Regions from separate parts of the Mus musculus genome. Here region 2 is linked to region 1. The links are chromatin contacts, found by Hi-C or POLR2A ChIA-PET in ENCODE. All regions are on one chromosome and are shown on one strand. The core of a region is the stretch at or near the end of the contact, and the rest is flanking DNA. Distances in the headings are between cores, read along the strand shown. Region 1 overlaps Atxn1 (ataxin 1). Region 2 has its middle 54 kb from the start of Rbm24.

Region 1 (4,723 bases), core at 1,286-3,785:
AGTAAGGCTACGAAATTGAAGACCAGTATTCAGTCTCTGGGTCTCACTCGGGAGAAAAAGAGAGCCGCTTGCAACAAATTGTCCTCTATGCTATGGCATGCTTGTATCTATATGTGTATATGTATATGTATGTTTGACCAAACTATTGTTCAGTGATATATATATATATATATATATATATATATCACACAAACATATTAAAAAGCACATTATGATATACAATCAAATAAAAGGATACTATACAATACGAACATTGGATAATCTGTGGCTAGCAATTCAGAAAAATCACAAGAAGCCAGTATTAAGCCACAAGGATATAAGTTACAAAAAAAAAATCTTTTACACTGTGAATATATATACATATATATGTGACTAAACAACTCACTTTTCGCCCTGAGACAGGTAGGAAAAGCCTGGAAGCTTACAGCGGCTTCCATTAAAATTCATATCCCTCTGTTTTGAGAATATCTATGGAAATGAAAGCTACCAGCTATTTCTGCCATTTCAGTGTTCACATGTGATTTTTTTCCAAGTGCCCTGCACAGAAAGTCTCTAAAATATCACATGTACTCTGCTGGCAGGCTGCAAACCAACAGAAAGATGGCTGGGTAAAAAGGAACTCATGCACGCAGAATATTTTTATCTTTAAAAAAAAATTACATTCATTCCTGAAATAGAATATTTGGAGAGGAGCTTTTCGTGAATGATGGTAGATTGAAGGCTGTATCTAAAAATAGAGCAGCAAGCTTTAATAAATGAAAATTAGCGTCCTAATCAGTGCTTTATGGGCTCGGCACTGATCATGTCACTCACCGCTTCAGCTAACGTGGTCCACGCCTCTTCTAGCTCTGTGATTTGCCGGTTGGGCTGTGATGAGTCCATCAACACATCACCACCATCACCACTGTCCTTACCAGCACCACCATCAGTACTACTATCACCATCAACATCATTATCATCATCAGTTCCATTATCAACATCAGCATTATTACCATCAGCATCCCCTCAGTCAGCATCACTAACATCAGCATCATCAGGACATAACCCAAAGCACATGCTTTTCTAGGTTCTGAGATAATGTCTTTATAAATATCCCACTTGATAGATGCATGATCCTGCCACAGGATCTTTGTCTTACTCTAACATAACACCCTCTGCCAAGTTCCAGTATTACACCCTGTGATGGTTTGTATATGCTTGGGCCAGGGAGTGGCACTCTTAGGAGGTGTGGCCTTGTTGGAGTAGGAGTGTCACTGTGGGAGTGGGGCTTTAGTACCCTAGTCCTAGCTGCCTGGTAGACAGTCTCCCACTAGCTGCCTTCAGATGAAGAAGATGTAGAACTCTCAGCTCCTCCTGCACCATGCCTGCCTGGATGCTGCCATGCTCCCGCCTTGATGATAACAGGCTGAACCTCTGAACCTGTAAGCCAGCCCCAATTAAATGTTGTCCTTTAAAAGACTTGCATTGGTCATGGTATCCCTTCAACTGGCTGAGTTTCTCACTGCTGCATGGACAGATACTCGGTCATCTCCATTTATTCGAGAGAAGCTTAACAGTCTATGTAAGCAAAGCAGTACCTATTTCTTCCAAACCTGTATCTCCAGAGTTTGGATCTAGACTTCATGTGTCTGGAGGCACAATAATTATATACCGAGTGTATGTGCCATTCAATTGGCCCAGTAATTCTGTGCTAATACTAGTTACGTTCTGCAGAGTCAAACAACAGAGGCTCGGTGTGTAAATAACTTGACCATATTTGCTCAGCTTGTGAGTAATGGGGACTATAATTCAAAGTCATTGTGTCTGTCATCAGGGCCATTTGCCCGACAGCTCCATTTTGCTATCCATCATTTGCTGCTGCATAGAGGATCTTCTTTTCATGCAATCAAATCATCATTTGTTTAATTCCTTGAATTCACCTTTATAGCATAGAATCATGTTCTGTTTAGGATCATTTCTATTTGCATGTTCAAAGGTCTCCCCGCTGCTCGCCCCCATTTTAGCCTGGGTTGCTGCCAGCCCTCTGTAGCTCACTGGAGGCTAGCTCCTGGCATTGTCTAGGCTCTAAAGCTCTGTTGGTATGCAAAAGCTGCAGACCTGTTTCAAGGAGGAAGCGTTCCCAGGTGATCCACGGGGTAGCATTATCTCTGCAATGTATGTCGCATCATGCCTCGTCGAATGGCGTCTAATGACCTTGGGTCTGAGCCGGTGCTGACATGTGACCCGCGCTCATTTGTCACTTTCTACATTGTGAGATGTACTGAAATAACAGGGAAGAGGAAAAAGCAGACGAGGGCCTCTCCTGGATGTCTGGAAACGGTTAGCAATGCATGCAGCATTTACTCTTGTAATTCTCTTTTGTTTGTTCTGGGTTACAAGGGCCAGCTTTGAAGTTAAAAATAAAACAACTATTGTTAGAAGCTGAGGTGGTCACCCTTTATAGTGGAGCCTCAGGTCCGGATGAGTCACTGCAAAGACTCCTCCTGGAATGTTTGCAGGGCTGGCCAGTGGGCTGGATAAATGCTGGCGTCCTTAACTGGGCTGTACCAAATCCCTTCCTGGCTCCTTTTGATTTGGTGCAGAGGGGGAGGCCCAGGGGCTCACAGGAGCCAGGCAAATTCCACAATCACTTAGCCCCAGACAGACCCAGACCAAGCCCCAGTACCCTTGATAGAGCCCATTCTTTTTGCCTAGCTAATCTCCCTCTATACTAGTGGTTCAAAGCCTTCCTAATGCTGTGACCCTTTAATATAGTTCCTCATGTTGTGGTGACCCCCAGACATAATACTGTCATGTTGCTATCTCATGCCTGTGATTTTGATATTGTAATGTATATATCTTATATGCAGGATATCTGATTAAAAAAAACAAAAACGCCTAAGTGGCAGAGACACACAGGTTAAGAACTTGTTTACCTAGCTGTAGAGCCATCTGTTCCCTGTATGCTGAAACTCATTCTTAGGTCTTGTGTTAGCCAATTGGTTATCAGCAGCCCATGCTCCTTGAGTTACCTGGTTTCTCTGCCAGTCACATCTTTGGACCTGGTTTGACTTAACACTATTCAGAATGGCTCTGTTAAAGGCTTCATGTTATCTGTTGCTTTTTCGCCTCCTCCCTCTTCTCTCTCTCTCTCTTTCTCTCTCTCTCTCTCTCTCTCTCTCTCTCTATATATATATATATATATATATATATATATTCATTTGCTGCTGCGTAGAGGATCTTCTTTTCATACAATCAAATCATCATTTGTTTAATTCCTTGAATTCACCTTTATAGCAAAGAATCATGTTCTGTTTAGGATTGTGTATGTGTATATATATATATATATATATACATATGTATATATGTATATATACATAGTGTATATGTATGCCTATATAATGTGTGTATATGGATATGGATATATGTGCATATATATATATATGTGTGTGTGTATGTATGTATATGTATGTGTACATATGTATGTCATGTGTATGTATATATAATGTGTGTATATATGTGTATATGTGTATGTGACTGTGTGTGTTTTGCCTGCATGACTGGGTATCACCTATATGCAGTGCCAATGGGATCCAGAAGAGGGTTTCAGAACCCTTAAAACCAGAATTACAGATTAGGGTACCATGTGGGTGCTGTGAATCAAAGTTGGGTCCTTTGGGAGAACAGCAAGTGTTCTTAGCTGCTGAGCCACCTGTCTAGTCCTTTTTTTTTTTTTTTTTTTTTTCACTAAGCATTTCTTCACTCTGTATCCCAGGCTGCCCTTGAACTCACTACATATTCCAGGTTTCTATTACACGTGGGGCAATCCTCCTGCTTTCTACTTAACTTCTCAGTCTCAGACTCACACTCACAAGTGTATGGATAACATGTGTGAGCTACTACTTTGCCTCTCTATGCTGTTCATGCCTTTCAGGGTCCTAGGATCCTCAGAAATGAAGGTCTCCATCTTGGCTGGTGTGTGTGTGTGTATGTGTTTTAAAAAACCTGTGTTTACTACTTTATATCTTCAGCCTTTGGAGACTTCTATTTTCATCTGGCAATTAAATAAGCCATGGGTTCATTCTACTGTAAAAGTTTAAAATCAAAATAGTAACTATCTGTCAATCTATCTATCTATCTATCTATCTATCTATCTATCTATCTATCTATCTATCTATAGTTAATATTTTATATTATCAATTCCATTTATTAATAAATCGGAAGCAGGGTCACAGCTTTTCCCTGTGGACTCCCTGACTATGTTAATTTCTGCTATCTCCTGTTCCCTCAGCTCTTCATTGATCTCCCATATGAAGAAGGGAAAATGTTCTTTTATATTTGATACCTTAACACTGGGGCCCAAGAGGAAACTAGAAACCTCCAGGGCAGGGCTGAAGAGATGGCTCAATTGGTAAAGTGTTTGACATGCAAGCTTGAGGACCTGAATTTGAATCCCAGACTCCGTGTGAGGAAGCCAGGTGTGATGGAGTATGCTTATAGCCCTGGCGCTCCAGAGGTGGAGAGAGGAGGCTCCCTGGAGTTCACTTGCCAGGCAGTGTAGTCTAGTTGGTGAATTCTGGACCTGTGTCAAAGTGAACTGTGACAGAGAGAACCACATATAAGATTGCCATCAACACACACACACACACACACACATACACACACACACACACACACACACACACACACACTGCCCAAAATGACTCACAGATCATCACAGAATATTGAAAGACAGGATCCTGCT
Region 2 (4,723 bases), core at 962-3,461, 540 kb before region 1:
GCTGGTCCAGCTAGCTGTGTGCAACACACTGGTCTCATGCTTTCTCTGATCTTCCCTTCACTGAGTGAGGCACAGCAGAGAACTTCTCCTTCCCCCTTGGTCCCTCCTGCTGATATGTGCGCCGATTTGGCTGAGGCCTGACTGTTCCCTTCTAGGTCATGCCACAGCTGCTGCTATCCTGACAATACCGAACTAGACCGCTGGTGTATCCACAAAGTATTATCGAGTGGATTAAGCTGCCACTGCTGACCTGAGAACTGAACTGCCAATTTCCAGATGACACAGACAGAAGTTGCAACAAAGAACCTTTCTAAACAGGTCCACTCCCTCCCCACCCTTTCTTTTCCACTACCTCTGGTGGGTGGTAGGCTAGAAGGGAGGTTAAAGCATCTAAGAACCATCATTAAAAGAAGACTTTGAAAAAATCAAAGTTACAGTCTTAGGTCAATTAAAGTATGTGTGTCTTTGACCTAGAACTTGAGTTACAAGGGTGAGGACAAAGGGGCAAATGTAGAAACTTTTTTTTTTTGTGCTCCCTCAATGTAGAAAAATGTGAACCAAACCTTTGATTCTGACACATCCCTGGCTCAAACCAAAGCTTTCTCTGAAATATTTCTGCTGATGCAACATGTAAGAGCATATTATTCATCCACCCTGGTTTCCTCCTCTTTTATGGCAATCATTTAAGTTAGAACTTATCAAAATCCCCATGTTCATAAGTCATAAACCTGGGAGCAGTCCTATAAATGGTACGTATATCTCTGTGTGAAGTCACATGGCTTATACATCCTAGTATCAGTCTAGGAGATCAAATTTCATGGGGCTAGCCTAGAGTGACTAACCATTGATCTATGTGCTTGACAATGTTCCAAAGTCAATGCCATGTGAGAGGCAGTCAAGAGACACACAATCAGAACTTGGAGGGAGAAAGAACAGTCAGACAGTAATGTTAGGCAATGACGCACTAAAGAGATAGGTTTTTGTTTTAGATTTTTTTTTGTTTTTGCTTTTGTTTTTTGTAAGCCTAAGTTTTGAATTTGTAGAAGACATCTCTGCCTGGTTGTATGTGAGTAAATTTTTATTATGTCTTTAAAAGTAGAGCCAAAAATTGCATAATCTTCATCTCTTTCAAAAAGTCAGGGTCTTTTTCTGGCAAAAACAAGATTTATTATTTCAAAGAAACCATTCTGACACACACAGGATAATCCCTGACATTGTTCTAGGCATTTTGTATAACTCTCTTCTTGATTCCTTAAAACAGCTCTTTGACATGGCATGGTTTTCATCTCAAGAGAGAGGAGAGAAAGAAGGAAGAAGGGAGGGGCGGGAGGAAGGAGGAAGGCATGGAAGGAGAGAGGGAGGGAGCAAAGGAGATAGAGGGAAAGAGGAGGAAGGAGGGCAGGAGGGAGAGAAGGAAACAAATAAAGGAAAAAGGAAGTATTTCTTTGAGTATTTATTTACTTCCATCTCTTTGTCAGCCTTTGCTCCTCCCAGCATGCTTTGCCGCTACCGTCCTCTATGTAGAGTTTCACTTTCACCTATGTTGTTTCGTGTGACTCATGTCAGAACACGTTTCTGTTGCTTTATACTTCTGTTCCCACACTTCTGCTACAATATGGTTTCCTTGTCGATGAAGAATAGAGCCCCAACTTGATGGGGCACGTGGCAAAGCTCAGCTTTGGGTGAGAATCTCTTTAGCTTTGACAATGAAAACTGATTAGAAGTCATCAGGAGAATACCCCCAAGAGAGGCCCAAGAATCACCTCAGGAATCAGTTATGCTTCTGCCCCAGTGTGGTGCCATCACTGGGAGCCAGTGGGGGAGAGAACACTGAAGTTCAGTTGAAAAATGAAAAAGGGTGAATATGTAGCCAGCAGCTACAGGTAGGCTTTGGAGTTCTGTTCTGAGATATGACAGTTGGCCAATATATGTGAGAGATGCTAGTTACCATAGCAATGAGCACAGCAAGCTCTCTCTCTCTCTCTCTCTCCCTCTCTCTCTCTCTCTCTCTCTCTCTCTCTCTCTCTCTCTCTCTCTCTCGGGTTTATGAATCCAAATCAATAAATGTTTATAAATAACTCTCCAATTGGCCCAAAGAAGTAAAAGCATGAGCCAGAACAGCCCTTCTGTCCTGTGAACGTGAGTCATGGTTATGTTGGCCACATTCTGGGGACAGAAAAAGGCTATCCATGGAATAAACAATTGGCCACATCATTTTCTTTGCAAGAGTGCTTGGGAGAGAAAGCTGCTGAGTGAAAAATCCATTGCTCATGCTTAATGACAACAAAGAGTACTAAACACGCACAAGCAAGAAGCCTAGAGACGAAGCAACCCAGACCACGTGCTGCTGTGGAGACAGATGCTAGGCCTAAAGACGGCAGGGAGGCCATGGGACCTAGGGGGCTATGCTAGAGTCCAGTGGTATAGGTACCGACCTTACCTTGACTGTGCATTGGCTCACAATGCCCTACGGTATGCAAGTCAGAATTCATACAAATGTGGAACTTCGACTCAAGAGTCCCAACAAAAATCAAATCAGTCCACCAGCAGCCAGGAAAACGCTTTCTTTCTATAGCGTTGCAAACAGATGGCTGAACAGCCTCTCTCAGAAGATTTTTGGTGAAAGGGAAAGTTGTTTTCCTCCCATCTTTATCTAGTAGCTGTTACATTCATTTCCCGAGCCAACATTTTCTCTAGCTCCGCTTCCTTAACTTCTGCCTGTCTAACTTTGTTCTTGGCTGGAGGAAGATCTCACCTAGGAGGTGCTTATTCATGGCGGCATTTCAAGCCCCTGAAAGCCACCACCTCATCCTTCTTTGGTTTTCTACTGTTGCTGATAAGCTGTTCTCTCTCTCTCTCTCTCTCTCTCTCTCTCTCTCTCTCTCTCTCTCTCTCTCTGCCCCATCTCAGAATTCTCTTGACTTGTCAGATCTCTTCTCAAAATGTGAACACTCTCAGAGCAATCTGTACAAATCCCCAGATGGGGGTTAGAATTTCAGAGCCCAGGAAAACTGTCTTCTGAACCTTCTTTGTCTGTGGCTATGGCTTCTTTCTGGCTCTTTCTTCTTTCTCTTCTTCTCTTCCTTCTTTCTTCCCACGCTGAGCTGTTAGCACCAAGTAGATTGAGTCACACAGGAATCCCATCTTAATGCAGAGAAAATTAATAGGAGTTATTATATATTTTACCCCAGCGAGAATTCAACTGAGGCAGGGATTCCCTAGCAAGCCACCAATCGGAGTAATAAAGAGGAATAATTGTTCTCATCACTGGGACAAAGACTTTAGCTAGTCAGCATCAAGTGGAGGAGGAATGATTGCCCAAAGATTAGAGGGATGGTAGAGAACAACAGACCCTCATCCCAGTGTCTCGCTCCTTCATTCGGACTCCACAGTGGCTGGACTTCACCATCAAAAGGCCTCTCTGCTTTGTTGCTTTTCCCATGAAAGGTCATAAGTCTCCCACAGTTTAGTGTAAACGAAGAGTAAAACTTAGGGTGCTAAGGGAACACTGACTGACTAGATTGGATAGGAGGGGCAGAATAAAACTGAGGCAGAACATTCCAAGAAAGTGGGGTGGCATCAAAGCTCTACTGTGTTTTGCTTACCTGTGATCCTGATCTCTATGGCTAGGGTAGACAGAGAAGCAAATAATGCCAAAGAGCAGAGAAAGGAGATGGATTCAACATAACCACATTAGGAAAAAGAACAAAGGGGTCCAAGGACCCCCAAGTCCATCTACAGGGCCTTGACATCAAGGTTTAGGTTTAAATAGAAGGACAGGAACAATTACTAAGCAGTCCTGGTCAAGGTGTGGTCCAGCTCACCACCCCCTTTGACTGTTCCTGCCTGGGTTCCAGTCTCTCCCGCAAGGTGGCCTTACGCGTTGTCAGAGCTGCATGAAACCTCTAAGAGACAAGCTCCTCCTCCGGTTGGCCCCTGGGCTCCAACCTTTCCATTTCCCCAGCAAGAGGCTCCAGTTTCTCAGGATCCACTGCTTCGGTTGTCTCTGAGAGCTGAGGGGCAGGGCACACGAGTCTCTTTAGAATAACTGTATCCCTGGCAGGATGTTTAAACCATCTCTGTCTGGCCCTTTCCAAATATTGTGAGGAAAGAGCGTATGCCCTGAGCTGTTCTACAACTGGAGGTTTGAGGGAAATCGTAAGTCTAGAGTTGTTGACAGAGGCAGCAACCTGCCTGTGCTGCTAGTTCTTCGCCTGATATTAGGGTTTACACCCGCAGGGTCTCTCCACTCTATTGCAATAAAGCCAGCAGCAGAGACTGGGGAAATAAACAAGGTGGGAGTCACTCCTTCCTAATCCTTAGAGCTTTGCCCAGAGAACTTGGATGATGACGGACCACAGACATGAGCAGCCCCAGGGTGCTAAGATTATCTATCTGGACTAGCAGAGGAGACTTTAAAAAAAAAATAGAAAAAAACTAGATTGGAAACACATACGACTTCATTTTTTATGTGCACATATGTGTATGCATGCATTTATGTGCATGCATGTATGTATATGTGCACTTGCATGTACGCATGTACGTGTCTTTACATATGCAATGGAAGCATGTCAGAGAAAGTTCTAGAATCTGAGATTTCATCTAGGGGCAAGAGGTAACTAGAGCACACGTTAGAAAAGTCAGCGTACCTGTCTTGTGCTTGAAGTAGTGTAGAAGGTCAGGGAGAGGGAAGTAAGGCATTAGAAGGAGGAGCCCTTCACTA

Evidence for each region. A loop is a pair of places that touch in the nucleus more often than their neighbours do. ChIA-PET counts read pairs that join two places held with the same protein, here RNA polymerase II (POLR2A).
Region 2: a loop to region 1 is called in a map of regulatory T cell, with 3 times the contacts of the local background. The contact joins two enhancer-like sites. A Hi-C loop is called at or near these places in 1 of 37 maps with a recorded cell type or tissue (regulatory T cell). POLR2A ChIA-PET finds 5 or more read pairs at or near these places in 1 of 5 experiments (embryonic stem cell).

The regions. Positions count from the first base shown.
Region 1 is chr13:45,818,468-45,823,190 of GRCm38, reverse strand. All of the region lies in intron 3 of Atxn1 (ataxin 1), which reads left to right. Among named protein-coding and RNA genes, the nearest start is that of Atxn1, 140 kb to the left of the region's middle. Within about 2 kb of position 2,535, at least 2 of the 3 ENCODE cell types and tissues checked have a DNase peak (open chromatin) inside an H3K27ac peak, as active enhancers do.
Region 2 is chr13:46,361,542-46,366,264 of GRCm38, reverse strand. No RefSeq gene overlaps it. Among named protein-coding and RNA genes, the nearest start is that of Rbm24, 54 kb to the left of the region's middle. Within about 2 kb of position 2,211, at least 1 of the 3 ENCODE cell types and tissues checked has a DNase peak (open chromatin) inside an H3K27ac peak, as active enhancers do.